Linked DNA regions of Homo sapiens: regions 2, 3, 4, 5 and 6 are each linked to region 1. The links are chromatin loops, found by intact Hi-C in ENCODE. Cell type or tissue: dorsolateral prefrontal cortex. All regions are shown on one strand.

The links. Hi-C counts contacts between places; a loop is a spot of excess contacts. Peaks named below come from ENCODE experiments on the same cell type or tissue, not always from the same donor. Only the 100,000 strongest peaks of a DNase experiment are listed, where the experiment ranks them.
Region 2: a loop joins it to region 1, with 19 times the contacts of the local background. A loop is called at or near these places in 74 of 110 quality-filtered maps.
Region 3: a loop joins it to region 1, with 15 times the contacts of the local background. A loop is called at or near these places in 81 of 110 quality-filtered maps.
Region 4: it touches region 1 in a loop (2.7-fold over the local background); 81 of 110 quality-filtered maps call a loop at or near these places.
Region 5: it touches region 1 in a loop (3-fold over the local background); 9 of 110 quality-filtered maps call a loop at or near these places.
Region 6: a loop joins it to region 1, with 6 times the contacts of the local background. A loop is called at or near these places in 32 of 110 quality-filtered maps.

Annotation. Positions count from the first base shown.
Region 1 is chr1:176,895,418-176,900,417 of GRCh38, reverse strand. All of the region lies in intron 16 of ASTN1 (astrotactin 1), which reads left to right. Among named protein-coding and RNA genes, the nearest start is that of MIR488, 130 kb to the left of the region's middle. In dorsolateral prefrontal cortex, CTCF peaks have their summits at 2,516 and 2,855 (motif pointing left); a DNase peak (open chromatin) is centred at 2,457; H3K4me3 peaks cover 858 bases; H3K27ac peaks cover 1,847 bases.
Region 2 is chr1:177,944,040-177,949,039 of GRCh38, reverse strand. CRYZL2P-SEC16B (CRYZL2P-SEC16B readthrough) reads left to right here. Exons shown (of 32, transcript NM_001356506.2): 19 at 1,098-1,215; 20 at 2,509-2,620; 21 at 4,374-4,479. SEC16B (SEC16 homolog B, endoplasmic reticulum export factor) reads left to right here. Exons shown (of 26, transcript NM_033127.4): 13 at 1,098-1,215; 14 at 2,509-2,620; 15 at 4,374-4,479. Among named protein-coding and RNA genes, the nearest start is that of SEC16B, 24 kb to the left of the region's middle. In dorsolateral prefrontal cortex, CTCF peaks have their summits at 307, 506 (motif pointing left), 2,684 and 2,885 (motif pointing right); DNase peaks (open chromatin) are centred at 499, 2,889 and 4,849; H3K27ac peaks cover 1,855 bases.
Region 3 is chr1:177,179,907-177,184,906 of GRCh38, reverse strand. The region is part of intron 1 of BRINP2 (BMP/retinoic acid inducible neural specific 2); the gene reads right to left. Among named protein-coding and RNA genes, the nearest start is that of BRINP2, 11 kb to the right of the region's middle. RefSeq lists an enhancer at 2,810-3,371. In dorsolateral prefrontal cortex, CTCF peaks have their summits at 2,833 and 3,045 (motif pointing right); DNase peaks (open chromatin) are centred at 3,046 and 3,461; H3K4me3 peaks cover 1,412 bases; H3K27ac peaks cover 3,386 bases.
Region 4 is chr1:177,167,832-177,172,831 of GRCh38, reverse strand. It overlaps BRINP2 (BMP/retinoic acid inducible neural specific 2), which reads right to left and starts at 1,874. Exons shown (of 8, transcript NM_021165.4): 1 at 1,100-1,874. RefSeq lists enhancers at 1,058-1,646, 1,647-2,236. In dorsolateral prefrontal cortex, CTCF peaks have their summits at 1,779 and 1,980; DNase peaks (open chromatin) are centred at 341, 1,431 and 1,981; H3K4me3 peaks cover 3,241 bases; H3K27ac peaks cover 1,999 bases.
Region 5 is chr1:177,254,193-177,259,192 of GRCh38, reverse strand. BRINP2 (BMP/retinoic acid inducible neural specific 2) reads right to left here. Exons shown (of 8, transcript NM_021165.4): 3 at 3,084-3,274; 4 at 1,809-2,017. It overlaps LOC105371625 (a long non-coding RNA gene), which reads left to right and starts at 3,154. Exons shown (of 3, transcript XR_922299.4): 1 at 3,154-3,341. RefSeq lists an enhancer at 2,514-3,713. In dorsolateral prefrontal cortex, a CTCF peak has its summit at 2,819 (motif pointing left); a DNase peak (open chromatin) is centred at 2,812; H3K27ac peaks cover 904 bases.
Region 6 is chr1:177,353,815-177,358,814 of GRCh38, reverse strand. LINC01645 (long intergenic non-protein coding RNA 1645) reads right to left here. Exons shown (of 4, transcript NR_126001.1): 2 at 1,750-1,968. Among named protein-coding and RNA genes, the nearest start is that of LINC01645, 4.7 kb to the right of the region's middle. In dorsolateral prefrontal cortex, a CTCF peak has its summit at 3,040 (motif pointing right); DNase peaks (open chromatin) are centred at 3,054 and 3,789; H3K27ac peaks cover 685 bases.

The sequences.
Region 1 (5,000 bases):
AGCAACTAGGAAGTTAGCAGTGCGTTTTGCTGAGTTAGGACCTGCACGACGAGGAATAGCTGCTGAGGAGAGTACGGAGGAAATGACGACCACAGTTTGGGACATGTTGAGTTTGAGGTGTCTGTAGGACATATAAGTAGATGTCCAAGCAAGCATATTGAGGTTTTGTTACTTGTGGGAGAGATCCTGGCCAGGTATATAGACTTGGCTGTCATCAGAATAATGCTTTCTCCTTTCTTCTTTACTGTTTGATGTGTTAGTAAAGGACTAGAGAACTGTTTACAAATGGTTTGGTTTTCTTCTTTGTGTTTGACTTTTTGTAAAAATGTGAACCTAAGATCATGACTTAATATATTCACTCCAATATGTTCATGGATATATGGAGATAGATATGTAGAACTAAACTAGGCAAAGACGTTTCAAAGGTAAAAAAGACATAGTTCCTGACCCCAAGGCACTTATTATTTCATGTAGAAGTGGAGAAAAAGATGGTCAGTTTATGTCCTATCTTCTTTTCCCTAATTATTAATCCATTGCATTGTGTTTTATTTGAGCTCAGAGAGTATGTCATCATGGCAGGTCTAGCAGTTCATTTTAAGTCCATAGTGATCTCTCTGTCCAAAGACATGATTGTACATCCCAAGAGACTGATTAGAGACTGGGTGGATAGACTTCTGTGTGAATTTTGATGACTCGAGGACATCTGGCTTGAGCAGTAGACTGGGGTGGGGGTTGGGGTAGATCCTGGAATGCAGGGTTTTGGTGGGCTTCAGGGTGGCTGTGCTTCATTTGCCCCACATCAAGCCTTCTTTCCTGTAGATCCTAAGCTGTCTCCAAAAGCTGGGATTTGATTAGCTTGCATTTGATTTCTTTGCTGCCTAATGAACTGCTTCTGTCATTCTAGCCGTGATGTCATTAGCATCTCATTGCCTTGGGCAGCAACTCAGGAGAGAGATTCTTAAGCAGCCTCAGAATCCTATAGGAATTGTACCAATTTACTTCCTAACAACTAATTCACCTCATGGCCTGTCAGTTACCACCAGAAGAGCAGACCCTGCATGAGAATGGGCCGGTCACTTTTGTCACCCTCATGTGCTCCTGAATTTAGGTGGGCCACTATATACATGCCTAAGGCCATGTGCACATCCACAATGACATGTTGAGCTTTAAGGACGCGATATTCTCATACCACAATATTCTATTGGGGAAACTCATCCACTGTATGCTGTAGGATACAGATTTAGCCTAAAGCAAATGACATTTATTTATAGCAAGCTGTATTTGCAAAATGCTTTGCAGTTTTAGGATTGTTAACTACATTCCAGGTTGGATGTTCTTCTATTTGTAAGAAACTGAAGTGTCCTGACTGGACTCCGGACCTTCCCTGACAACAGTGGAGTGAATTCTGCAAACAGAGGTGGGAGGGAGCCACACCTGGGTATTCTTTATCAAAAGGCACCTTTGTCAATTATAAGATTTTGAGACCTTAATTGTAGCTTATTTCTTCTGTCCAGAGAGGCAGTGTATTTATTGGACTAGAATATTTATTTTGCTAAAAGACAGCATAGTGTCTCCAACCTCTAGAGCAGTTCTACTCAGACTCTAGAGGGTAGAAGAGGGAAGATGCCCTAAAGAACTGTAATAGGTGTGGGCAGTGGAGGGGGTGAGCCATTGATTCACAAGGAAGTAAGGCAGGGTCTTCTTCTGCAACACTCCACACACAAACCTCCCCCACTGTTCACTCCCACACAGGAGGAGTTAAAAGCAACGGTCAAAGATCAGCCTCTCCTGAAGCTTTTAGGACCTGAACGACTCTCACTTACCACAGACGTGATGGTTATAGGTGCTCTCTTTGGGCTAAGGGAGATTTATCTGGGCTTTCACCATTGGACTCCATCATTTTAAAGAGTACTTCCCAATTGTATCTTTAACTGAACATAGGAAATGCATTTCTTCTTTGAAAAATCTCCCTCACACACACATCTCTATTCTTTGCTGGAAACTGAATAGATAGCTTTTGGGAGCTTGCTGCTCATCACTCCTGTGCAAATCCAGCTCCTCTCCAGACAGCCCCATCCTGTTTGGCGAGGGGACCAGAAGGCAGTGGGTCTTGGCCTCCGGCGGGGCTCTTTTTATGTGGACCTGAAGGTTTTCCGGAGACAGAAAATATGATTCTGAATTAAAACAAGAGTTTGGTGGGTTCCCTCCACGGATTTCTACATCCTTCCCATTCCTCTCTACTCCCTAATCTTGCTAGGTATCTAGAACTGAAGGGCTTTGAGGGGGATTCGCTGCATCTTGATTTTAATTGGGATCGCCAGAAAACAGTAGCAAGGGGAGCAACCCCTCAGATGTTTACAGCTATGACAGGACCCAGCGATGGCCAGCTGGAGGGCAGGAAGGCCCTCGGACCCTCAGCTCCGGAGTGTTTGTGGTCGCAGCGCCCTCTAGTGGCCGCATTTGTCATGAGCACGGTACATGCTTAGTAATGAGAGGAGGGGGCGTGGGGAGCATGCCTGGGTATTTGGGGATTTAAGGTGCGAGAAAAGGCACTGGTGGCATATTACTTCCCCTTTGAAGTAGTGTTTACTCCATGTTAAGGATATTGGGGGTAGGGGTTATTTTCCCTTCGGAATTTAATTTTCCTTTAATTATCCTGTCATCATCTATGCCCCTCTATATTTTTCTCTGTCGGGTAAATGTTACGGAATTGTTTTAGTCTCTAATTTTTTATTCTCCGGTTAAAGAAAAATTGTACCTCCACAACATTTTTTTAAAGTAGCCGTGTGTTACTTTTTCATAGTTTATTTTCTACAGTGCCAAAGTGAGATTTATCCATTTTTTTTTCCTCCCGCTCACGAAAGTCATTTTAGACTTATATCACCATCTAGCGGTCATGTCGTGGAAATTCTTTTCCCAGACTCGAACAAATTCTCAACAAGGAGGGCTGCGGGTCAGTTAGGAAATGCGTATAATTAGAAGGTGGGTAAGAGCCAACCAGGAGACCCTCAAGCCCTCTGGCAAGACTTGCATGGCGAAATTTCAATAATCTTTTTTGAAAAGAAACTGTATCTTTACTGATTTTTTTTTGGTGGGGGGGCCGGGATTTTACTTACTGCCTTTTTTTTTTTTTTTTTTTTTTTGAGACGGAGTCTTGCTCTGTAGCCCAGGCTGGAATGCAGTGGCGTGATCTCGGCTCACTGAAACCTCCACCTGCCGAGTTCAAGCGATTCTCTTGCCTCAGCCTCCCGAGTAGCTGGGATTACAGGCGTGCGCCACCATGCCGAGCTAATTTTTGTACTTTTAGTAGAGACGGGGTTTCACCATGTTGGCCAGGCTGGTCTCGAACTCTTGACTTCGTGATCCACCCGCCTTGGCCTCCCAAAGTGCTGGGATTACAAGAGTGAGCCACCACGTCCGCCCTTTACTTACTTTCTTAATGAAGTAGAGTTTGCTGACAAAAAAGCACTGGGTTTCTGAAATGCTTGAGCCCTTTTCCATACATTGCATGAAACAGCTTCAGAGAGACCACTGGGCTTTGGGGAATGATGGACACACACAGAACACTCATTCTGTTCCTCTCAGACTCATCAGAATGTGATGCTTGATAGGCTGGATCTTTGGAGGCACTGGTTGTAAGGATTTGCAAAGTGGTTCCAGAAGGTGATTATGAGCTACAACTCATCGACTTCATAAAAAGAGTTCTCTCTTATGGGGTGCAGAGAGCTCTCTGCTATTCTGTTCTTGATTGCTATGTAATATGAGCCCATTTAGAAATGCCATGAGGCATTAATGAAGGGCTGTTTGCCCAGAAATCACACCAAGGATCAAAGACCTCACCCCACCCGCACTCGCTCCGCCCAATCCGTACAGTATATTGAAAAAGATTGGGGGCCTGGTGAGGGGCTGGAGGAGGGGGGAGTCTTGGGTCAGCTTGTGGCCACTTTGCAAATACCCGTAGCCACACAGTTGACTGGGTTGCGTAAGCCTCCCTGTCAGTGAAAATTTAGTCATGGGTGAAGTGATTTGAGGGCTAGTTCTATTTGAAGCCGTCATTCTTATTTTTGGTTTGAGTAGTTATACAGTTCTCTTATAATCAAGGAAGGGTTTGAGCTTGGCTCTGGGTCGATTATTAAACAAAATGCAAGTATGCGATGAATTATATGCCATATTTATAGTCATAGAGTCCTTTGCCTTAACGTGCTAGGTAAAACTTCCTCATTGTTTCCTCTGGGAAACAACAATGCTGAAATGCCTCGTGATGTTTCTAAATGGGCTCATATTACATAGCAAACAAGAAGGGAATCACAAAGAGCTCCCTGGACCCCATAAGAGAGAACTCTTTTATAAAGTCGATGAGTCATATCTACAATCACCTTCGGGTACCACTTTAAAAATCCTTCCAACCAGTGCCTCCAAAGGTCCAGCCCATTGTCCATTGCATTCTTCATGAGTCTGAGAGGGCCAGAATGAATGTCCTGTATATATCCAGGATGTCCAAAAGCTTAGTGGTCTCTCTGAAGCTGTTTCACATTCAGGACTACAACTGTGCAAAAAGAAGTGATGAATCTCAGAAACCCAGTGCTTTTTTGTCAGCAAACACTACTTCAATCTTCCTTTAGAATTAATAAGTTAAATGGAGAATCATGAGGACTGGGAAGAGAAATGCCAAGCAGTGCTTTCTTGTATAAAGAACAAACCATTATTCTCTGGTAGGCAATTCCTATGTTTGTCACCAAAAGTAGACCAAAAGATTCTTTAACTATCCTTTACTCAACAAACAAAATTGATGTGGACCCATCTCTCAAGTTTTGGAGTGCAAATCTTTTTGAAAAAGTCAAAATTCCCTTCCCATCTTCAATACATTGATTAATAATGAAGCAGAGTTCTATTCTTCTTCCTCTCTGACCTAAAAGACTTAAGAATCAGACAAAAGTGGATTCAAATCCCAGCTCTCACAATCTACTAGCTGTGGGACCTTGAAGCTCTTGGCCTCATTT
Region 2 (5,000 bases), 1.0 Mb before region 1:
TGGCAATCTTCTGCCCTACCTATCTATATAACAAATTGGAAGGTAGGCGGCTATGCAAATCACCTCTTTCCTCTGCTGAGCTTCCAACTGTGTGTGTGTGTGTGTGTGTGTGTGTGTATTTATACCTACATGTAATTGATTAAGTGCAAACCAAATGTGAAGCACCATGCGATGTGCTTTACACAACTATCTTATTTTATTATCAACAATAACCTGTTAGGTAGAAATTACGATCTCCATTTTAGGGATGAGAAAACAAAGGTTCAGAGACATTAAGAAACTTGCTCAAGGTAGGTAAGCTAGTAAGATGCAGGACTCGAGTTGGGGCCTGTGTTGTTTCCATGACATTATATTGTTTCTTTATTGATATTTTCTGCCTTGAAATTCTCCTTTATTTAGTAGGACAGCCTTAGGGAGAGATTGTGGGGAAAACACCATTGATGCGGGGCTTTGTACATTTCCACCACGCTGCTTACTCTTTTTTGCCCCCTGGTGGAATTCTGCTGCCTCTGCATCGTCCTAGCTGGGCCACTTGGCTTGATTTTCTTATTCTTAAAGTGGCAGTAGGAACTAGACTTCATAGGGTTCCTGTGAAGATTAAGAGGATGTGTGTGAATGGGCTTTGTAGAGCCAGAAAACATAGGCATTTGGTAAGACATTAAGCAGGCCCGTGTTCCCCCGACTTCTGTGACAGGCTGTGGCCTCTTCTACTCATAAGCCAAGGATGTTTGATCTTCCTTCTCCCACTGAAGCCTCAGGGTTTTTCTGAGTTTTGTCTCTAGCTATCTGGGGGTCAGGCACTGGGGAGAAATGTGAAAAATAGTAAGTGAGCAATGTCATTTTATTTATCCATTTTCCAATATCCCTGTGAATGTATGTATGTATGTATGCATGTACACGTATCTGTCTATCTGTGTCCTTCTGACAGTTTTACTTTTTTAAAGATGAGAGCTCTAAATCAATGAATGGCAGCATTGCAGGTGGTAGAGTGGGCATTCTCTGACCACTTCTGAACCAGGAAATAGACAACAGCCTTCTTTATGTACATCTGGCCATTCTTAAATGATTGTACATTTATTTTTTCTGGTGCTTTTCAGTGTTGTGGAGAAAAGCAGTGGGGAGACTGGAGGCCTCACTTGGCTGTGATTCTGTCGAATCAGGCTGGGGACCCAGAGCTGTATCAGCGTGCGATTGTTGCCATTGGGGACACCCTGGGTAAGCGACACCAGCATTTCCCCTCCGCTCCCCTCCCTGTCCCTTCCCTCCCCTCCCCTCCCTGTCCCTTTCCTCACCTCCCCTCCCCGTCCCTCTCCTCACCTCCCCTCCCTCTCCTCACCTCCCCTCCCCGTCCAGGTCAGCTTTAAACATCCTGCCCTTAGATTCTCAGGTTCTAGGTAGGGCCAGAGTCTATGCCCTAGGCTTTTCCTGGACCCAGGAGCCTCCATGTTTTGGGGAAAGAAACTCCAGGGAAACACGTGTCCTTCTTGCCTCTCTGTTTCACAGAATTTCTGCCGTGAGTGAATGCAGGCCAGGCCCCTGAGACTTGGTGTTCTGCTGCTGTAGGAGTCTCCTCTCAGCAGCTGATTTTCTAGCCCTGGGTCAGATTCCCCTGTGGATGGAGTTAACGCATAGGACACCTTGCCTCCTGTTGCTGTAAATTTCTCAGTGACCCAGTTCAATCAGATAGGAAATTCTGTTTTTGCCTGAACCACTCTGGGTTAACCCTGTAGTCTTTCTTGCTATCATCTCTCTGTGAATGTGGCCTTATAAACGCTTAGGGGGCTATTGAGTGTTCCAGATCAGTGGTTCTCAAATTTAGCCAAGAAGCAGAGCATCCAGAAATCATGGTGCTCCCATGAGGCTTTTTAAAATATTGCTCTGTTAAACTTTAATAGCTATGGGTTAGGTTGTGCCAAGTCAGATGGAGGCCATGCAGCACCCTGAGTGGAAGGGAACTAATGTTTGTTGAGCCCTTCTTGGGGGCCAGGCACTGTGCTAGGTATTGTATCTAGCTGAATTAACTCAATTTTGAGGCAGTGGAAAATGTATGGGAGAACATTTCAAAACATGTTGGTAATTAATATGATTTTTATGTTTGACTTCAGCAGGGAAAGCAATGCTGCCTCAGGAAGCCTAGTTTAAGAACGACCACTCTCAGTAGTCTCCTTCTTTGCTCAGGTGCAGGCATTTCAAACTCATTTTTCACCCTGAGGAAAGACTAAAACGTTTAGGGAATTCCTCGTAAAAAGTCCTTTAGGGAGAACGTGAAATTGTGCCTTATTCTGGCTGAAGAGAAATGTAACGTCTGAGGCCAAATGGGCTGTGGGAGGAGGAGTGGGGTTTAGGGGTCTGTGACTCACGCTATGAAAGGCTCATTCATTTAGTCCCATGTGGCTTCTCCCCTCTGACCCCCGAGGCCACTCTTCCATCTGTCTCCCATCCCACCCAGATGATGGCTCCCCATACGGGTGTGCTCCGTGATTGGGTCTTGTTCTCTTCCTCCCGCAGCTGGGAAGGGGCTTGTGGAGGCAGCTCACTTCTGCTATCTCATGGCTCACGTGCCCTTTGGCCACTACACCGTGAAGACAGACCATCTGGTCTTGCTGGGCAGCAGCCACAGGTATGCGACCTGGGAGAAAGGAAACAGTAAGGACATTTTCCAAGGGACTGTTTTAGCCCTTGTTGGGTTTTATGGATCCATTTTTCATTTTCTCATGTGAATTTCAGCTACCGCCGGCTCCCTTATTTGGGATTGTTATCTGTGCAGGTCTGTGCAAGGAGATGCCCCGTGGGCCCCACATTACAGCATTGGCGGGGGCCTCAGGCCACAGGTCCTCCTCTGCAAAGAGGTGGGCTGATGCCTTTGTGTGGTATTGTGCCCTTTGGCCACTGGGTGGCACCCTGGCTCCACAAGCTAACTTTGTTCCTTTAAAAAAACAACATTTTACATGTGGAGGCTTGTGGGTCCGTGTTAGGCAGCCCTGGGCCTGTTCTGAGAGCCTACCCAGGCAAAACTGGAAAATGGAAGAAGTTTATGTTTAGTCCCTCTTTGGGGCCCTAGCATCCCTACAATGACTTGGTGCACAAGCTACTTAGAGTCCCACTGGTGACATTCTCTGTTGGCCATAGCATTAGGCTTTTCCTGCAGGAGGCCCTCAATCAGCTCTCAGTGAATGAATGCATGGACAGAACGATTTGCTCCCTAGAGGCCCTCCCTGTTCTGTATCTCTCTATCCCCCTCCCCATACGTGTTAAGAGTCACTAAGCTCTTACGTTGTGCCAGGCATTTTCTTTGCACTATTTCCTTTAATTATTACACATTTACCCTATGAAGAAGTGAAGTGAAGCAAAGATTTTAATCGTCACTTATGGAGGAGGAAAACCAAGGCACAGGGAGATGAAATAACTTGTCTCAGATGGTACAGTGAGGGTGTGGGTGAGTTGGATTCGGAATCCAGGCAGTCAGCCTGCAAAGCCCTTTTAACTGTTGCACCACACTGCCTACCACTGAGGCAGTGTACCCAGCTCATTGCCTGTTCCTTCCAGGTTCCTGGTCTCTGATAGCACATGGCTAGCTTGTCAAAGAATCCCTTCTGTGCCAAATGTACAATAAGTGTGTATGGGCTAATATGTCTCCCCTCCTATGTTTACGTTGGTTTATGTTGAATGAGGAAATTCTTGGAAATAAAGTCCTACCCCCAGGAATAACCTGGTGATTGTGGTTTTTAAACACCATAGCAAGTTGTTGATGGGAGAAATTTTGGGTCACATGAGACTCTTGTGCCCACCACCTGCCCCAACCAGATCACATTCACTCAGTCCCCATCCTCACTGGTGGAATGAACATCCAATGTATGGACCCGTGTTTGATTTCTGGCTCAGCAGTCCTCACCTGCTCTGCCATGCCTTTTGGTCTCAGTGCTCCCGGAGTGTTACATGGCTCCCCTCTTTTGTGCGAGTTTGCTCAAACTAGGGGTGCCCTTCACAGGTACATGACAGGCTTTATGGGCATGGGGGCCAGCTCTCTGTGTGTCTAAGAGTAGGGCCCAGTGTCCTTCGAGGTAGCCTGCCTTGAGTTACCCTTCAGCAAGAAGGCAGGTGACCCCCCTTTTCTGCAGCCTCCGCCTCCCAGTGCCTCTGGTGCAGAGTTCTGTTTTGTTCCTTCCTCAGCCTCAAGGAGGGAGAGGGAGAGGAAGTGAAACACTCACTCTGGGAGCCCAGAGTCTCCTTCTTCTCTTGAAGCCGCCGCAGGCATCAGCCCAGGATGGAAACTCCCCCATGAAAGGCTGCAGCTGGTGTTTGGAGAGCCACTAGGATTTAACTCCTGCGTCCCCCACACCTCAATCTCTTTTATTGTTATTCTCTGGTTTTAGTCAAGAGTTTTTGAAATTTGCAACAACTGAGGCAATCCAGAGGACGGAAATCTTCGAGTACTGTCAGATGCTGGGCCGCCCCAAATCCTTCATCCCTTCTTTCCAGGTAACTGAGCCCAGATGAGGCCACCACCGTCACTGTCAGGCAGCTGCAGGCAGCTGTATTTGCAGCTTTGCTTTTTGGCACTTAGTACCTGGGGCTAAGTTATCTACTGAACTTTTCCTCATTAGCTTAAGCGTGGGAGGGTGTAGGATTTCTTTTTATGTCCCCTAAAGGTCTGTATTTTATAATATGAAGGCAAAACCTTGCAGAGGCCTCTCTGCTGGAGGCTCCTGCCTCACTGCTGATGTTTGAACGTCCTGCCTGCCGCCCCGGCCTGTGCCTCACTCCTGCTGTCAGCTCCTTCTCCCCATCTCTCCAGACAGCTCTCCCTTTCTTCTGAGCCTCCGCAGCTGTCCTGTGGGAGGGAGTGGGAGCGCAGGCCCAGCCCAGTGTCTGCTCACCCTCCCTCTGCTCCGCACTCCTTCTCCGGCCTCTTTTGAAATCCTCTGTCCTCTACCTCCGCCCTCACCCTTCTTCGTCCCACTCAGAGCATCAGCTGTGTGGGTGGTGTCCATACTGTGGTT
Region 3 (5,000 bases), 280 kb before region 1:
GAGAACCACTGCCTTAAAGGAAACACATCCCTAATTTTGTAACATATACATTTGAAATCCTGAACACTAAATATTCTTAATAGGAAAGATTCTTGTTAACTTTCTAGTAACCCATATTTTAATGGAAATGGGTGTGGTGGGGTAGACGATGAGGTATTGGGGTTTTTGTTATTTTATTTTTAACTGCATAAACATAAAAGTCTTCCCTGTGCTCAGTATTGAGCCAGGGATCTGGGGAAAAAAATGATTAAAAAAAAAAAAGACTCAGGCTCTACCTTCAAAATGTTTATAGTTTATAATTAAAAAGGGAAGTAGACATACTACTTGGCCTCTTCGCATCATTGTAGGACCTTGGCTGCAGTCATCTTAGAAGTCAAGTTCACATGAGAGATAGATGGCACATTCTAGGAATTAAAGTAGGGAGAGAAAGAATTTATCTTCTAGATGGCTCAGTCATGAATGAGCCACCAAGATATCAGTTTTGTTTGTTTGTTTGTTGCTATCCTGAGAGTTGGGGTGGGGTTGGGGAGAACCATGTAGTAGAGGACTGCATACACAAAAAGTTAGATGAAACAAAGGATGAGGGTGAAAAGTAAGGGGAGGGGAGACCTAATAACTGGATGAATTATGGGGAAAAAACCCTGCTGACTCTGTTCAGTTTAAGGTGAGAAATGACAGGATTAGAATGTCAAATTGCTGAGTCCTACAAACCTAACCATAAACCTCCTCTAAGCTGTTCAGCTTTTTTTCTCTGCAGTCACTAATTAAATCTTGCCTTGAAAGAAATAAAGTAAAATAAAAGCCAAATGCTTTTATGAGTCAAGTAGATTGCATACCATCGGCCTATAAGGAGCTGGGTATCTGGTCGATGTGTATGGGGAACTGAAAGTGGAAGGAAATCAAGATAATAGAGCACTTATCTCTCTCTTTAAAAAAGTTTTCATAATTATTTCTCATTGAATGTCCCATCTTTGTAGCATCTTACTTTCATATGCAGTCTCTTTTCCCTATCTAGCAGTAATGGAAAACATGTGGGATTCCCTTTTCAGTGTGATTTATGCAGAACTGTAAACCAGAGGAACCCAAAGCACATTATAAACAGTATTTGAAGTTCAAAAATCATTCATGTCTCCAACAGGAAGAATGACCAGGGTAAGTTTAATATGATGGTTCACCACGTCAGTATCCTTTGCACCATCCACACCTTTTATCCAGAAAATATCTTCATAAACTGTTTACTTTCTTGAATATAAGCTTGCTACATTGGTACATTCCCAAGTCTCTTCTCACTGATTTAATGAAAACACAGTGTCTGTGTCCTAAGCTTAGTATCTTTATGATCAAATATCTGACTCCATTACCTGAGGCCATGATGAGTCCATTTTTCCTGTCACTCTCCTCTCCTACGTGGGGCAGATCTGCCCATCAAATAAGAATTTAAGCAACTAAAGCCCTAACAAAGATATTGCTGGCCCTGTGTTCTTCTGTTGTTTGCCTGAGCAAAATCCATCATTACTCTATATGCATATGGCATGTGTCAACTGTTTTAAAATTAGCCAATTTTCCTAAGCATAAAAATGGATTTTTGTCATATCACATGAACCATATATCACAAAAACAAACCAGTTTTTGTTGTGGCTTTTTTTTTTCTTTCCAAAATACATGAAGTCTTTTTAAGTCACTGCCAAATCCATTTTGCTCACTGCATTTGTGAGATACATCTAAAGAAACGAAGCAGAAAAAGAAAAAAAAAAAAAAAAAAAAAAAAAGCTCACACACTGCCATCACCTGGAAAGAAATCTAGTTCATTACCAAACCAACCATGCCTAGGAGGCTGGATTGCTTCATCCTGCTTTTAAATAATAAATAAATACAGCATTTGCATGCTGCCCTGCACTGAGAGTTTGAGACAGGGCAAAAAAAGAAAAAAAAGAAAAGAAAAAAAAAGAAAAACAACAACAACAACAACAAAACCCCTAAGTTTAAGAAAAAGAACTGTCATTTATGGAGCATTCTACATATCAGACTTGATGAGTACTAATTCTGCATTATTTCATTTCATACTCTAACCCTGTGAGTTGTACCACATCCATTTCACAGATGTGCATCCTGAGGCTAATGTAGTAAAGTAACTTGGCAAGATCAAATACATGGTACGTAGCAGAGCCTGCCAAAGACTTGAACCCAAGTTCACCATGCCTGAGCCTCTTCTCTCAATGACCATGTCGTCACATACGAGAGCAAAAAAAAACCATCGAAACTTCTAAAGACATGATATTGCGGCACCAGGTTTCTTTTCTTCATTAAGCCTGTACTGGTGCGTTCTTTAAGGGTTGTAGCTCAGAGCAGCCCTCTTTGGGAAATTCTGCTTGAGCCTTTGCATAAAGCCTCCAAACATTGCTAAGCTCAGGAGTGATGCAGCGTATGTAAAGAATCAGCAGCTGTCTGTATGGTTCGTTTTGAAGGGCCTACAATTCCTCTCAACAAGGAAAAGCACCATGTCTCACTTGGGTTAAAATCTGTGAATTTCTCTTTTGAAATGTTCTAGTGTTAATTGGGAGGGCAGCACATTAAATCATTATTAGTCATTAATACCTTAACACAAATTAGTTGATCAGGTTACTGAGAGGTGTGAAGGGCCCTGAGGGAAGGATATTATCTTGATGGAGGTGGTGGGGAGTTGCCAAAGAGGGCAGTCTCTGGATTGCTGCAGGGGCTGAGTGAGGCTGAGTGAGGGAGCTAAGGGAGGATGGGAGGGGTGGGGCAGGGAGGATGGGAGGGGTGGGGCAGGGAGGGAGGGACGGCACCAGGACTAATCAGCTTAGTTCCAGACAGGATTGCTTCTGCAAATGCAACTGTCCCTCCCCATTCCTTCTCCGCACACGCGCACGCACACATGGCTCCCCTGCTGTCCCTTTCGAGCTTGCCGGAGTGTACTTACAGATAAGGGTTTTAGGAAAGGTACCGGCCACTCCTCGGCAACCTCCGGGGCAAGAATCCCGCCTGCGCCTCTGCGGCCGGGGGCTTGTAACACAGCTTTTCGCCTCTAGGGGTCTCTAGTGACCCGAGGCTTCCGGAGGAGGCTGCCCTTGCTCCGCGGTCCCTCGCGGCTCAAATCCGAAAGGTCGGAGATTTCAGAAAGAAGAGGCGTGTGCAGGGCGCCTCCCAAGACCCCGCCAGCCGCCGGCACACCCGTCAGCCACCTGCCCCTGCTCCTGCCTAACGACGTATTGATGATAAATGGCTGAACACCGAGTGAGGGGGTGGCAGACATTAGCTGCCCCCACAGTCCTCACTGCGTGCTTAGTTATTTCTATGTCTCAAGGGGATTTCAAGGACCTCCCTCTGCATCCCCACCTCACACTCTTCCAGTAAACCCAGTCCCCCGGCCTGCCAGACTACAGCCTAGCAGGAGTCTCCGCGCTCTCAGCCCGGCAGCCTCGTGGTGGGGATGGGGCATGAACCGGAGTGAGGGACAGGCAGGCCCCAGTCACCAGCTACCCGCTGCCGCTGGGCCTGATGTTCTGCCCTCCCTGAGCTGGGGCTCCCCGCGAGGGAGGACCGCTGCCTTCGTTCTGGGAGACCTGGGTACCCTAATGAAAACAGAAGAAAAAAAATCACAACTGAGGAGTATTGGGAAAAAGCACGAAACTTTGAGCAAGGCACTTGTTCCTCCCAGTCCACTGTTGAAGAGGCTGCAGGAGTTAATGGCAAAATTCTGGCTTTCTAATTCATCCTGCAACACTTGTTTGAATCCCAACTCCACTATTCACTAGATGTGAGATCTTGGGTAATTGACTTAACCTCTCTGTACCCATTTTATTTTTTCATCTTCAAAACGAGAATAATAGTATCTACTTCATAGAGAGTTGTTAGACTTGAAAGAGATCTTACAGTGCATACTCTCAGCATCTAGTATAGTGCCTGGCACACAGCAGGCGCTCATTCATAGACATTGAACTCCTTGCATTTTCAATTACTGAGAACGAGGGAGAACAACAATGATTGGTCCTAGTCTCACAGAACTTCGCAGATGTGTCTGGGTGAGTGAAAGTCTTATATTTTAAAATCAATTTTAATATATCACCTGTGATTTTAAATGAATCACAAGTTTTGCTTTTTAAAGAACTTCTGCAGTGGTCTTCAATGTGTTTTGAATACTTTTAGGTTCCAAGGAGTTGCCCTAGGGAACACTTGTGGGTGAGGAAAGAGAAGAAACAGGTGGCGGAGCTCCAGACCCCCTAGGCCTGCTCCAACGAGAGAGCTCCCCTTTTATCTGCTTTATATATTGGGGTTTTAGGTAAGGGTTTATTGATGAAAGTCTTCCACTGCTTTTTTGAGAGATGAAAACCACTGTGAATATGTCCTTGTATAATTCAGGGAAACCTTTTCCTCCAGGCTTAAGGATGCTCAACTCTGCTATTTGTCAATCATTGTCTTTAATCTTTACAATTTTTGTGCAACATAAGGTGTAATATCCATTTTACTAGGTGGGGGTACTGAGGCTGATACAAGCCACACATAGCAGAGGTCACACAGTGGGTAAGTGACTATGACCAGATTGATGCCCAGGTTTGTCTTACCCAAAAGTCACCCACCCCATTGAACCTCAGAGCCACCCAGGGTGGAAGGCAGAGGGCATGGTGCAGGGGCAAGAGCCCAGAGTCTGAATGTTGGTTGCTCCTCTATGCTTTGCCTTCCTCAGTTTCCATATGCAAAACAGGAATGACACTTACTTCATAAGGTTGTAATAAAAATTAAATGAGATAATATAAGTAAAAATGAACCTAGTACAATTTTTATCATAAAATAGGCATTGGGAGTATATTAAATATGTATGAACTTGTCCCACCCATTTCATCTGCTCGCCAAATCATTTCTTTAACCTTTTATTATAAGAGATATTCATTCAGAAGGTATAGATGCATGCATGTGTATATACGGGGTGTGCGTGTGTGTGAATACATACGTACATATGTGTGTATAGATGTGTGTGTATA
Region 4 (5,000 bases), 270 kb before region 1:
TAAGCTTGACCTTTTATAATTGTTATCCTTTTAACAAAACATTTGTTTCTGCTCATAGCACCCTGCTCCTAGGGCTGCAAAGAGCACACACACAATTCTTTACAGAGGGGTCTGTTCAATCACATTACAGTGCATTAGCTTGAACATTGGTTAACATTTGGCTTAGGTCTATATACCCTGGATAAATATGTACCATGCAGAGGGACTGCTTGGTGAGGAGAAGAGTCCTCTGGGCTGGAACAACAGCTCACAAGTTCGTGTTCCTACTAGGCAGGAACACTCCAGGCATCCGTGATTTGGACAGGGTGCTGGACATGCTTGGTTCTTCTGTGGGCAGCCTGTTTCCTGCATACAGCTGTGAGCACAAGCACACATACATACACACACCACAGGCAGCATTCGACAGTGTACCCAGATGATCACAAAAACAGAGACAGAGATCTGCTAGATGATACCAGCACATCCCACCTTTCAGCACAGCAATGTTCTTCCCTAGTGTCTCCAGTGCTCTGCCAGGCTCAAGTCAATCAATGGGGCTTCTGCCACCACCCTGGGGAGACTATTTGCAACCTACAGGGTTCACTGTTTGGAATTTTATTTTCCTGACTGCATGTGCATGGGAAACATGCCATAGGGCTCTATGAGCACGATAATATAGATATCGTGCATTGTAACCTCAGCTCTTTGGGCTCCTTCCCAAACATAATGAACCTCCCAGCGTCAGCTGGGCAGGCAAAAGTCCTCGTCATCTTCTGCAATTATGCAGCCCTATTGAATTTTCTGAAGCTAATAGGAGTTGCACTAACTTTGAGGACTTAAACCAGGCAAAAGCAATATAGGTCAGGCAGGGAGCCCAAACCCTCTGACAGCCATGCAACACCAGGAGGCAATACCAGAGCAATCTCTAGCTCAACCCCAAAGTCCATTGCTCAACTCCACAAGACAGAAACTAGGAGAGGTGGCATCATTCCCTCTGCCTGCCACTGCCAGGCACCAGGGCAAGAGGGTTGTATGAGAGCAAAATGGTCCCTTTACCAACGGACACACCAAAAAGGACAATGAAAAGGGGAGAAAAATCACCGAAACCCTGCACTGTTACCTTGAATCCTTGCAAGAGCCCTCCTTGCTGTATCAGCTGCTCCCCAAACCTTCAACGACTGGGAGGAGACTCCTAAAAGATTCCAGGTTTTTGTGCAACATCTCCAGTGGCAGCTTTCCAAAGTTTTTACTTCATGATTTCTTGTGGTTCTTTCTCATTTGGGGAAACGCGAATGCCTCCCCCTCAGCGTGTGAGAGGGAGCGGATGTCTCTTTTCAAATTCTCTTGCTCCCCGCTTTACTGTCGGTGCCGCCGCCGCCGCCACCGCCACCGCCGCCAACGTTAGACCACTTGCCTGCTGCCTTCCCGCTGAGCAGCCAGGATCCCGGTCTCCCAGAGCATCTTTGAAGTGGGGCTTCGGCACTGGGCCGGGGCGCACGCGGGGTGGGAGAGGTAAGGGAAGTGCAAGACCCAACTGGGGGAGTCCCCTGTCCCTCCGCCGAGGAGAAACCCAAGATTTTGCCTTCTTTCCAACTCTAAAGAGACTCACCCACCCGCTCTCTCACCCGAAATCACTGCCTTGCACATGGGCAGAGACAGGTCTTCCGGCTTCACCGCTCCCTCGGCTGCCTGCAGACCTGCCACTGACCTCGGAGCGCACGGCAGGTGCACATCCCCGGGCAAGTCCTAATGGGATCCTCCGAGCTCAGCGTAAGCGCTGCCAGCGCAGCGGCGAGCAGCTTGCGAGGCAGGCGGATTGCATCCCAGAGCTGCAGCCCGGCGCGTCCCCGCTCCGACTCCGCGCTCCGTACCTAAGCAGTGTCACCTGCAGACTCAGACACCAGATGAGTGTCTTAAGATAACAATGCTGCCCTGCCTGCCTCTCTCTTTCTTTCTTATGCATGTAGGTTGGCAGCCAATGGGACACAGCGCCACACTCCCCACAGGTGCCCATTGGCTGGGCGGCTTGGCAGGGGGCGGGCTCTGAGCCTCACCGCTCTCTCCTTTGGTGAGCTGGCAGGCTGGGGTACCAGCTCTGTTAACCCTCCCAGCGTTGCAGTGGGGACTTTTTGGTGTGTATAAGGAAGCCTTGGGTACATTCACGGGTGGGGCGTTGGACACTCTTAAAAAGGCTGGGGAACAAGAAGTAGCTGGGGAGCTAATTACATTTTCTTCTAATCTTCCTGAGTTACAATAATCATTTATCCCAGCCCATTTTGTTTGCTTGCTTAACTAGAACTCCCAGAGATTGGGACCCATCTGAGCCATTTTCCATCTAATTTGAGGTTTCATTTGGTTGTTTTGTGCATTTTTTAGCCTCTTGGATTACTTAATTAGAAATGAGCCCCCAAGTGAGAAATAGTACACACACACACACACACACACACACACACACACACCCCAGAGACCCAAGAGGAGAGAGAGGCAAAAGAGAGCAAGAACCCAGTAAGATGGCTAGAGAGTGAAACAGATTTAGAGGCCAGGACAGCTAAATCAGGAAACATTCTGCCCCCACACCAGGACTGTAAGGACAAAGGCAAAGAGGAGAACTTCAGGTTTCTGGGGAGAGATTAAGTTTCAAAAATGTCCCTCCAAAAAAGGGAATTGTTTTGCCTGTGGTGTTTTCCCTCTGTGTGTCTCCTTTCACTTCTGTGTGTGTCAGGAAGAGGGACTGTGCATCTCCGTTTAGTTTTTAAAGGAAGACTAGAGAAATCAGAACAGGACCAGCCTTGTTTCTGTGAAGCAGGTGCTGTTGCTGGGCCTGTGAATTGAAAGAGAGGGAGGGAGGAAAAAAGGGAGGGAGGTGGAGGGAAAAGGGAGGAAAGGAGAAGGGAAGAAAATATTAACTTTACATTGAAGTGTGAAGTATATATTTTTGATATCCTAATGAGGGTACAAAACTGAAACATGTCCCGCTAACTAGCATACTAAACTAGATTTTGGCAGGAGCATAGGAAAAAGAGTAATAGTTGAAGAAAAATCCAATTCAAGGGAAGAGCTGGGGGCTGGAGCTGGGGAAGGAACTTGGGAGATCCATGCTAAGTCATGTGGTGGGGGAAGTATGAAGAAGATAAATATATAGTCAGAAAGCGAGAGGAGTCTTTCAATTTAGTTTCCTTAAATGGAGAGCAACATCGGAGATTATTTTGTAAAGAACTAGAAAAAAAAAGTATGTAGAGATTTAATGAATGTGTAAGAAGTACACATGGAGATTAGCTAAACTGCATCAAGTAGCCGTAAGTTCTGAATGAATAAAGAAAAATTAGAAATTTTCTTCATTCATCCCCTCAGACTCACACATCTATCACTTTCACCTATATTTTCTTCTCTGTATCTTATACAACGTTGAACTTCCTTCTGCATACTGCAAGTATCTGTTTGCCTAAGCTACAAAACATGTCAGAGAATGGTGGTCCCACAGGGTCCTGAGCTCTCTTTCTAGAATAAAATAACCAAGAGAACCACTGAGAGCCTAAATCTATTGCTACCCAACTGCTGAGTTATTTACTTTTGTGATTTCTAGAGGCAGAGACCCACTGAACTTGTCCCAAGTGACAACATACTGAAATGTTAAAATAGCATAAGGGAGTGGGTAAATAGAGGGAGAGGTTGAACAAAGGATTGCTAATTTCAATGGAAAGAAAGTTAAAATTTCCAAAATCTGTAAAAGAGAGAGGAAAGAGGTGATGGCAGATAAGAAGACAACTTGAAAAAGAAAACTTGCTTGTACTTTCTTCTCCTATAAAGTCTGAAGCCGTGTAAAAAATTTTAAAGAGGCAGAATATACATTAAGAATTGCCACAAGTGTATAGTTTAATTCTTGCCTATATATGCATCAATGTAACCATTACTCACTTTATTTCCAGCACTGCAGGAAGCATGTTCGTGAACGTTCTCAGTCAAAACCCTCCACTCCCCAGAGATAATTATATTCTGACTTCCATCACCAAAGATTAATGTTACTTGCTCTTGAACTTTGTAAATATAGGATCTTAGAGTATACACTCTTTTGTGTCTTGATCCTTTCACTCATCATTTTGTCTCTGAGATTTATCCATGTAGTTGTATGTTTTATTGCGGTGCACCACTCTATTACATGACTACATGGCATTTATTCATTCTGTTCTTGATAGATATTTGGGATGTTTCTGGGGTTTTTTGGCTATTATAAGTAAACTTGTTATAAATGTTTTTGTGCTTGTCTTTTGGTGGATGTATGCAATCATTTCCTCTGGGAAAACACCAAGGACTATACATTACTTAATTTGCTTTGACTACTACACTGGAGAAAATCTCATGAAGATGACTCTGAAGCCTATTATCTTGCCAAAATAATTGAATAAGGTGATAGTGGCAAAGGCTATCGCTACTGAGTGCCAACTAAATGCCTAAAATGTGTCACATTGTTTACATACATAATCTCATTTCCTCCTCACAACCACCCCCAAAACTATGTATTATTCCTGTTTTGCAAATAAGAATATTGAATTTAAGACTTTGTATTAGGAAATAGCTCTTGCTTTCCTGAGTGTATGTGTATGTATATGTGTAGATGTTGGGGGAGATGTAAATAAATGCCCAGGGAATGGAGCTAAAAGAAGGGAAGTGATGGAAGTTCTCACTGCATAGGTGCAGCTGCAGATTAGCTTGGAGAGATGGGACAATCTGAAGAATAAAGAGTGTTGCACTTCAGGTGGACAGAATGTTATGGGAGGAGTGAAAATAGGAAATAGATTTTAATTTGATTGAGAGATGTGTGTGTCTGTGTGCACATGTGTGGTGGGAGGATAGAGATATAGTGCAGTGAGCAAACTATCTAAAAAACAGTGTGAGATTAGAAGAGTTTTAAAATTTCTAAACCATGGGTTTTCAGCTTTATCATGTAGAAAAAGAAAAACTAGAATGACATAATGAAAGTTAGATTTCATGAAGATCAACCTGGTAGTTGTGTACAGAATGCG
Region 5 (5,000 bases), 360 kb before region 1:
CATATCAGCAAGAAGGCTGTTTGGCTTTTTTATCATTCTTGTATTCACCGGACTAGCACTTTTAATGTCTTTCAAGGACTTTTTCTTTGCATTTGCAACTTGGCTAACTGTTTGTTGCAAGCGGCCTAGGTTTTGGCCTTTCTCAGCTTCTGACATGCCTTCCTCACTATGCCTAATCATTTATTTCTAGCTTTTGATTTCAAGTGAGAGATGTCTGACTCTTTCACTTGAAAACTTAGAAGCCACTAAGGTTAATAATTGGCCTAATTTCAATATTGTTGTGTCTCAGGGAATAGGGAGGCCTGAGAAAAGTGAGAGAGATAGGGGAACAGCCAGTTGGTGGACCAGTCAGAGCACACATCATTTATTGACGAAGTTTGTTATCACATATGGGTGCAATTTGTGACACTCCAAAACAATTATAAAAGTGACATTAAAGGTCACATATCACAGATCACCATAACAGATAAAATAACAATGAAAAAGTTTAAAATACTGTGAGAATTATCAGAGATACGAAGTAAGCACATGCTGTTGGAAAAATAGTGCCAAAAATAGTGCCAGGAAACTTGTTTGACACAGCGTTGCCATAAACTTTCAATTTGTAAAAACAAAAACAAAAACAAAAACAAAACCACAGTATCTGCAAAATGCAATGAAGCAAACCATAACAAAATGAGCTATTGCCTGTATATTTATGAATGATCTCTCTGCTATTAGAATTCAAGCTTTATCAGGGCAGGAACTTTACAGCTTTTGTTCATTCTTGTATTCTCAGGACCCCAAACAGTGCCTGACAAATAATACGTGCTCAGTAAATACTTATTGAATGAATTAATAAATAAACAAAATTTGCTTGTGAGTTTCACATGGGATAAAAGCAGGATATAAGACAACTTTGAAGTATTTTCAGTACCTTAACATTTTGCTTAGAATTTTTAAAAAACTGTATTCTCAAGTACAGTATTTTCACTGGTTTTCCCTAAAACAACATGAACTTTACTAGAAACCTCTTAGGTGTAAGTAGAGAAGATATGATGAAGGTTATAGTTATTAAAGTCACAATAACTATTGATCTCTTAAAAACACTCATGAGATCATGTTACTCCCCTGTTAAATCTTTCCAGTGGTTTTTCACTGCACTTTCACTTATATTAAAATTCCTTCTCATGGCACATAACCTGGCTCCAGCCAAACCTCATCTTCTCTTTGTTATTCACCTCCCCATCATCTCAGCAGTCTTCTCTGTGCCCCAACAAGGCACCAGGCTGGTTCCTGCTAAAAGGCCTTAGTACTTACTTGGAACAAGTACTTAGTACTTTGTTCTGTCTGCCTGAACACTTTCCGCTCACTTCTCCACACAGCTGGTTTCTTATCATTCAGAGCTCAAAGTCTAAACCCCAAAGTGCCCTCCATGATCAATCTAATAATAATCGTATGAGCTGCTCCCTCCCCACGCCCCAGGAAATGTACACCTATGACTCTGTCTTGTCTTTATTTATCATTAGAAATAACTTTGTTGTTTTTCCATCCTCCACCAGAGTGCAACCTCTGTGAGCATGGGGACCTTGACTGCCATTCACAGACGTGCCTCTGCTGTAGCCTGCCTCAGAGTGGGTGCTCTGTGAGTGTCTGCAGTGGAATGAATGACCCCATCGTGTCTGAAGGCTGGCTGTGTCTTCATCAGAAAGCTTCTTTTCCTCTTCCATCAGTCGGCCCAGCTGACCTAGAGATGGTTGAGGCTCTGGCCTCCCCCTGGTTCCTCAGTGCTTCCCCCATCCCCTTCCCTGTACCTCTCAGGTCATTACCTTGATGGCCCCCGTGGCTATCTGGATATGGTGCAGCCGTCGCAGCGTGCTCTCTCTGTCGATGAAGTAGGAGGCGGCCAGCTGGTGCAGGGTCTCCAGGGACACAGCTGTGCTGTTCCCACTGCCCCCGATTATAGAGGCACCTCCTGTTGTCTCTGTCTTTCTTCCCAGTTTCTGCTTGTCCACAAAAATGGTCAGGGACTCTTCTCCTATGGTGAACAACACGAGTGTATTGGTGACGCTCTCTGCTCTCGAATCCCCTACCAATAGGAACATAAAACCCTTGGCCAAGATAGACACAGCTGAGAGAGAGTGCAGCCCCTGCTGCCAAGCTCTTCCCCCAGCCCTTACCATCTTTAGAAGAAGCTCATCAGAGGGAGCCACAGGCCAGCGGCCTCGCTGCCTGAAAGGCCCTCTTCCAAAGCTCAGTCCCCCTGCCCTCAGCTTATCTGTTTAACATCTTCTATTGAACTCTGTCTCAAGCAATCCATCTTCATAGGGGAGACACAATTCTCTCTCTCAAGTTGTTTACGAGGAGTCTTCGTGGCTTTTTCTGCTCCCTCAGGAAGGGCAAAAGCCTTGAAGGGGCATCTCCCTCCTCCCCATCAAACACTCAACACCTGCCGCGTGCCGACAGCTGGCCCGAGCCCTGGGAGAGCTTGTTTTAGTCGATTGGACAGTGAGCTAAATGTTATAATAAATCCTGCTTCCTTCTTCCCAGGGCAGAGGGAGCTCTGCATCTTCAGAGATTTTGATCCTGCCCTGGGTCCTAGCCCACATTGCTCCACCCTACCCCCACTCTCCGCCCCACAAGAGGATGATTCATCAGCCCAGAACTACTGGAGTTGGTTTGGACAGTTTCCAATCGTTATAGAGAGGAAGAGGGGTCAGGGACTCCAGGGACTTCGACTTTTTTGCCTGTGGGTCTGACCATTGTAGCCACAGCAAACATTAGAAAGTGGCGAAGCCTCAGGGGTTGGGTGACTCAGCGGAGCGAAAACTGGGAGTGCCCCCTGCTGGCAAGTGCTTGTTAGGAGCCTGTCCACCTCCAACCGCCATACCCAACTTCCCCTCCTCAGGGAATAATTAAATAGAGATGTTCTGGGGTAAATTGAGATGTCAAGAGACTGCACTGTTTTCAAATGCACCAGAAAGACTTCTCAGGCAATAAAAGGCCCGGAAGAAGATAAGACTGTTGGAGCTACGCTACACGAGTCTTAACGTTATTTCCAATGGTCTGGCAACCAATTAGCTTGGGATTGTGATGTTGCTTACCTCCAAGGGTGGCAGAAAGTAAGAAATGAGTGCCGTACTTTTTAATCAGATTTTCTGTAACCTGTTGCAGATTGGGTCTCCTTCCAAGGAGGCGAATGTTCCGGATAAACTCTGGGGCAAGAGGCAATGGCAAACTGAAGAAGTCCTTCCTTTCCAGAGCCAAGTTGTTCACCTTCCAACGGGCAAACTCCCTGGGGGAAAAGCCAAGGGATAAGGAAAAGCTGACCTCGTTTCAGAGCAAGAGGCATAAAATCTGAAGTAGGTAATGTTCTTCCTCCACTTGCAGCCACTCATCTCCTCTCAGCCCACATCCCCTCAGCTGGAGGTGCCCAGAGCCTGGAAGAGGCCCCTTGGCCTCTCACCTGGCCTGTCATTCACATGCTGTAAGAAAGCTCTGTCTCCACTGATCTACATCAGAGCCTCTCCCAGCCAACTTTCTCATCAGACAGTAGTTGATTAGCTTATTCACATGAAGTCATGGTTTACAGTGTTGAGTAGTAGAAAAAACAAACATTGGAACAGTGGTTTGCAAAGATGTGATCTAATCACAGTTGTCTTACCGTGAATGAGTCACATCCCCTCTCATGGCCTCAGTTACTCACCTGTGAAGTCAGGAAGCTTGCTCTAGAACCACTGCCCTCATATTTTGATCTCTGATCCCCTTCATACTGTTAAAAATTATTGAATCCCCATATTTGTACATGTGGCTTAGAGCTATTGAGATTTACCATTTTAGAAATCAAAACCGAGAAAATCAACATTTGTTATTTCATTTAGAGATAACATTAATAAACCCATTACATATAACATAACATTTTCATGACAACTGTATGTTCTGAAACAAAACAAATTTAGCAAGGAGAGTGGCATGGCTTTGCATGTTTGCAAATCTCTTTAATATCAGGCTTAGCAGAAAAGAGCTGCACTCTCATATTTGCTTCTACATTCAATCTGTTTTCATAATTGTGGATTTTCATCTTTGGTACTACACTAAACTAAACAGATGGTAGTTTCTTAAAGGTTAGTTACAATATGGAATCTGAAATCATATCAGTGAACTTTTCATGCTTTGTTACATTAAATCCAGTGTTCTATATTGTAATTTGAATGGATCTTTTTATCCTGCATAATGTTGTAACATCATGTGTTGGTCATCTGGAAAATATCAGGTCACCAAGTTATGCAGATCTTCCACATTTTGACACTTTTCATTATATAATATTAAAACATCTCACTATTTAATATCATGACCAATCTCTTCAACGTCTTTAAATATTAGGAAAATGTCAAGTTCATGAGGATGAATGCAAGTTTTCTAAACTTTGAATTTTCATTTAAAAGCTTAAATTTTATTATTGGCAACAAATACTGTCAGTTGTTTTCCTTGCAGAGTCTGGCTTAATTCATTTTTTTTTTTTGAGAAACACCTGCTAGACACTCAAGTCTGAATAATCACAATTTGTTGCCTGTGCTTTCAAGAAAAAATGGAGTTCCATGAAAAAAGTGGCTAGTTCAGCTTGCAACTCAACCACAAAAGTATTTTTCCTTGAGATAATTATAGTACTTAAGTAGCCTCAGATTTGCTTTATGTGCACTTCCCATTTCATCTTACAGAATATTAAAAACACATGTACCCAAGGGTCAGGATTTAATAAAAGTAATAAATGTTACTGCTTTAAGGACATTCTTAAGTGAAGATAGTGTGTGTGTGTGTGTGTGTGTGTGTGTGTGCATGTGTGCTTATGTGTTTAGGTGCAAGTGTGTAATGATGAAGAATACATGACTCTTAGTGTTATGTGGTATGACTGCTTTTATTCAAATTAAAGTACCAGCAGTTTTATTTTGTACCTTCAGTGCAAATGTCAACATGAACACTCTGAAATAGACTAAGCGGATCCATATTTTGAGAAGCCTTAT
Region 6 (5,000 bases), 460 kb before region 1:
CCCTCCTTCCCACCTTCCTCATTTATCTTTCTCTCCCTCCCTCCCCCACTCTCTTTCTTTCTCTCTCTTTCTCTTTCTTTCCTTTTCTTTCTATTGATTTTTTTTCACTGGAGAACCTTGACTAATACAGAGCCCTTGGAATAATTTTATTTTCTTCCTGACTCCCAGATTGCCCTTTCTCAGCATGATATTTTACTTCTACCCACATGAAATTAGATGTTGCCCTCAAGAGTCTGTCTATGTCTCCTTCTTTTCTTTTTCCTTATGTTCTTCCTAGTAATCTTAAGCTCACTCAAGGCTATTTACTATTATCTTATGTAGAGCTTTATCCTTCTCAATCTTCAGGGCCAAACTTTCTCTAAATTCATTTTTTTTTTTTTATTTCCATGATGGGCATCTTCATGCATACCAAACTAAGCATATCAGTTTTTCCAGAAAAGTTTGCCACTGTTCAATGTTCTTTATTCAGGTTACTATCAGAAGATTTTCCTAGACATTTAGATTTAAAACTTGTGAGTCATCCTTGACTTTTTCCCCCTCAGCCTGGCACATCTAATCATTCGGTGGTCTCTCAGCTAACTCTCTGTTTTCTTTCACTCCCTTCTTATCCACCCAACTAAACATTCATTCTCTTCTCATCTAGGTTATTAAAATGGTCTCCTAACCATCCTCTCTGCCTTCATTCCCACCAACATAGACTACACACTTAAATTGCAAAATACCCATTTCTGATCATATCTGTCATTGACTAAGGTTGTTAAGGACACACATAATCTAGCAACTAAGGATCACAATGCTCAGGTTATATTTGAAGCCTCTCCTACTTACCTTTCCAATATCAAATCAAATATCCACTTTTATTTACCCTTTACCCCATTAAGCAGACTCATTTGCTGCTTTCCCTAGACATGTAGAATTTTTCTGTCTCTTTTTTGATTAGAAAGCCCTTTTTCTGCACAATGAAACATGACCTCTCCTTTAGGATCCAATCAGAAGTCAGCCGCCTTCACACAGCCTCCCCTTGTGTTGTGCTTTTTTGTCATTTCTCTTATTCCCTCCCCAACCTCATGTATTACTGAAGAGTAATTCTCTCTCTTCTGAATTTACACTTAATTTTTTAATTAACCAACTTCTCTGTGTTTTTCCGTTTATAATCCCATGGCATTTTACCCATAGCTCTTAGGGCAATTATGCACTTTGCATTGATTCTGGAGATGTTCCTCCATAAATATCTGGTGGATGAATGAATGCAGCCTTTATAGATTTTTTTTCCTCTAACAAGTCTGATTTCACAGACTCTAAGTCAATTGAAAAAATATTATACGTGAAGTGAATTTATGTATGCTTGCAACAAGTTATTTTAAAGGATAATTTGAAAGGGTGCTTATTTCTGGTGTGGGATTGCAATTCTTAATATAACTATAAAAAGAAAAAAATAAGCTAGTGATGGGATGGTTTTGTGATATTCTCTTACAGAATATTTTAGTCAAAATTTTGTATAATAAGGCAGAGAGTGAGCTCAGCACAATTCATAGCAACAGCATCAATAATTTAATAAGCACTATTCACTGAGAACCAAATATGTGCCAGAAACTGTTCCATATAATATGTACATATTATTTCTATTTTTACATTTTACAGATTTGCAAATTGAGGCTTAAAGGGATTAACTTTAATTCTCTAACTACTCAAGCTTAACATTTAAAATCCATACTTAAGTCTTATTTTTCTGGATCAGAATCTACTCACCATATTACTCCAGGAACTTCCCTTTTCCCTTGTAAATTCTGTTCCATTTTTGGCCAAACCATGGTTTGCCTCTGCTGCATTAGTTTGAAGTCATTTTTTTTCCAGACATTGTGGCGGTAGTTCCCAGATGTCCGAAAAGATGAAGTTATCAGTGCACGAGCAGCCAGGGCTTTTCTTTATGTTGATTCACCTTAGGACACAGCCCAACAATGCCTGCAACTGAAAGTCATGTGCATTAGCACAGCTCTGCCTCAACCATGAGCCCAGGACACAGAGCTGTGCACCAAGCATGATTCTTTCTGTTAATATTAATTGGCATAATTTAGCTTAACATATTAAATCTTAGAAGTGTAGTAATCGTCAAACAAAAATGTCTACAGTGACCTATTAGAACGGAAACTTCCACCATAAGAGCCACTCTTCGGAGCTTTGCAAGTTCACTGTTATATAAGCTTACTTGAGGGAGTTCCCTATGGGTAATGTAGTGAGAATAAAGAACTTGGGGTTCAAATCGTGACTCTACTGCTTAGGAGCTATGTGGCTTCTAGGTGTCTGTTTCCCTGTTTCTGTAATAGGTGGGCAGAGGGGTAAGGAAGGAGATAACATCTATTTTTTAAAATGGTATGAGGACTGTAGGAAACATATGGACCTGGTACAGATGAAATGTCCCCAAAATGGTAGTTATTACTGTTATTACTCTCACAGGAAATTCCTATCCCTTAGCAGAAGAAAGCATTCTGTATTAGTTTCCTGTGGCTTCTGTAACAAATTATAATAAACCAGGTGGCTTAAAACAACAGTTAGCTCTTGCAAAGTTTTGGGGGCCAGAAGTCTGAAATCAACCTGTTGGCAGGATTGTGCCTCCTCTGGAGGCCCTGAGGGGAAATCTATTATTTTCCTCTTCCACCTTCTGGTGGCTGCTGACTTGCTTGACTTATGCCCACATCACTGCAATCTCTGCATCCAGGGGCACATTACCTCCTCCTCTTCTGTCTGTGCTCTTCCTCTTATAAGGACACCACTCACTTAGGACCTGCTCATTTAACTCAGAATGACGTCCTCATCTCGACATCTTTAACTTAATTACCTCGGCAAAGACTCTTTTTCCAAATAAACTAGCATTCACAGGTTCTGGGATTAGGATGTGAACATGTTTGTGGGAATGTGAACAACTCAACTCACTACAGGTCCTGAAGGATTAAGTTTTTTGTTGACTTTTTGGGGGCAGGTGTACATGTGTGGTACACAGGATGCTGAGTGGAATAATGCAGTGATGTTATTGACGACCAGGGGGCAGCATACGAGGCCAAAACAGATTCTGAGAGTGGGGAGTAAGGCTGAGGAAACCAGAGAAACAAGCTGAAACAATAGGAGATGCAGGAGGCCTGGGTTTGGGGAGACCTAGGCTCTAGATGTGGTCTTTGCCCCAATTCACAGTGCAACAGAGGGCAAGACATCTCTATGGGCCTGTTTCCCCATATACAAAATGAGAAAGATTGGAGTGGAGCAGGGATTTTAAATTGACTGCTTGCAGGCTGAATGCAACGTGCCTGTGTATATCAATTGTAACATCTAAAAATCTGAATATTTTTAAGTTGGCAGACATCATATAAAAATTAGTATAGCTTCTCTCAAAAATCATATGTAACAGGCACTGGACACGCAGTCTCCAATGCTGATGATGCGTTGTAGGAGGGTGACCCTACCCTTCAGCTTGGCACAGACCCCCTTGTGTACTACCTAGCCCACCACACCCCATTGTCTTCTGACATTGTGGTTGACTGCCAGTCCCTTTTGTCATCCCCTCACACTGCAGATTCCCTGATGGTCAAGACATATTTTTCTGTATCCAGGTTTCTATCAATAGTGAGATCCAGGTGGATGATTTTTCCTATACCTAGTTGGGTTCACTCAACTTACATAACCTGCATGAGGCCTCTAGAGTTTTGCCTTTGTGATCCCAAGTCAGAAGACTGAGACCACTGGTCCTCTCTGGGATGCCAATGACCTCAGTGCCAGAAGGGAAGGTCGGGGAGCCGGGGTGGTGCTAGAGACTAGCTTGATCTATGTCTGCAAATAACTCTCCGTGTGCCCACCCAGGTATGTGAATCCACCAGCTGTGTGAATCTACCTGTCTTAGGACTACTTCACAATTCATAGGACAATGTTCTGGCAACTCTTATTGCTCCTTTCCCCAATTTTCTCCATTCTCAGACTTCTTTCCCTCATCTCTCTGTACACATCCGTGGGACTCCTGCTACAGGATCTTTTACCCTTCAGTTCCTGCCATTGAGTCCCCATCCTGTGGTTTGTTTTCATTTTTTTGGTAGCAGTTCCTCCTTCATCCTAGACTTTCCTGCTCTCTCCTACATGATTCATGACTTAGTTCTGCAGAGCATTTTTAGAGCCTTGTTTGCAACGGAAGAGAACTAGGGAAACTAAGCAGCATATTGTCTTCAATCTGGTCCCTCTCATAAGGGATCTAAGCTAATTCTTACGATTGTAATCCTGCAGTAATGGACCATCTGAGAAGACAGTCTCTCTCTCAGTGGGAGCCTCCTATGACTTAGGAAAGAGTCATGTGCCCAGGTGTTGCCAGGGCTGAGCTTGCCTGCCCACTCTTCACAGAAGCTGCCCTGATCTCAAGGTCTCCTTGTTACTTGTGCTTACTCAGAGTCCCTGTCTGACACAGAAGAGTGATGCCATCTCGTCTCCCCACCTTCCCAACAATTTTTAAACCTCTGGGTGCTGCTACCAGCTTGCCTGGAAGGTGGGGTTCTAATAATGACAATTAGCTAAATATGCAAAGAAAAGAGAAGGGCAAGGTCTCTCCCAAGCAGGAGCCGCCCTGCTTTTATTTTTATTTCTCTCTGTGTGTGTGTGTGTGTGTGTGTGTGTGTGTGTGTGTGTGTGTTTCTAAACTTCCCAACAGCTACTAAGCTAAGAAAGTTTTAAATATATACAAAAACTACAGAAAGGCTTTCTCTCCTTTGAATCTTTAGCTCTGTGTAGTTCAAGTCAACAAACAGCTAGTGGTGTCTCCTTGGTGCCTTGGCTATGCTTGTGTTCAGTTTTGAAGCAACAAAATGTGGAGATAATGCTAGCTTTATAGTAAGGGTACACATGATCAGCAGGGAAACAAGCACAACTCGAAAAGGCAGAGCAGAAGGAACAGTTTGGTACGTACAGAGGAAGGTGGATTGAGAGGCAGGAAAGGATGATTGAGGCAAAAAATGATATTATTCCTGGTT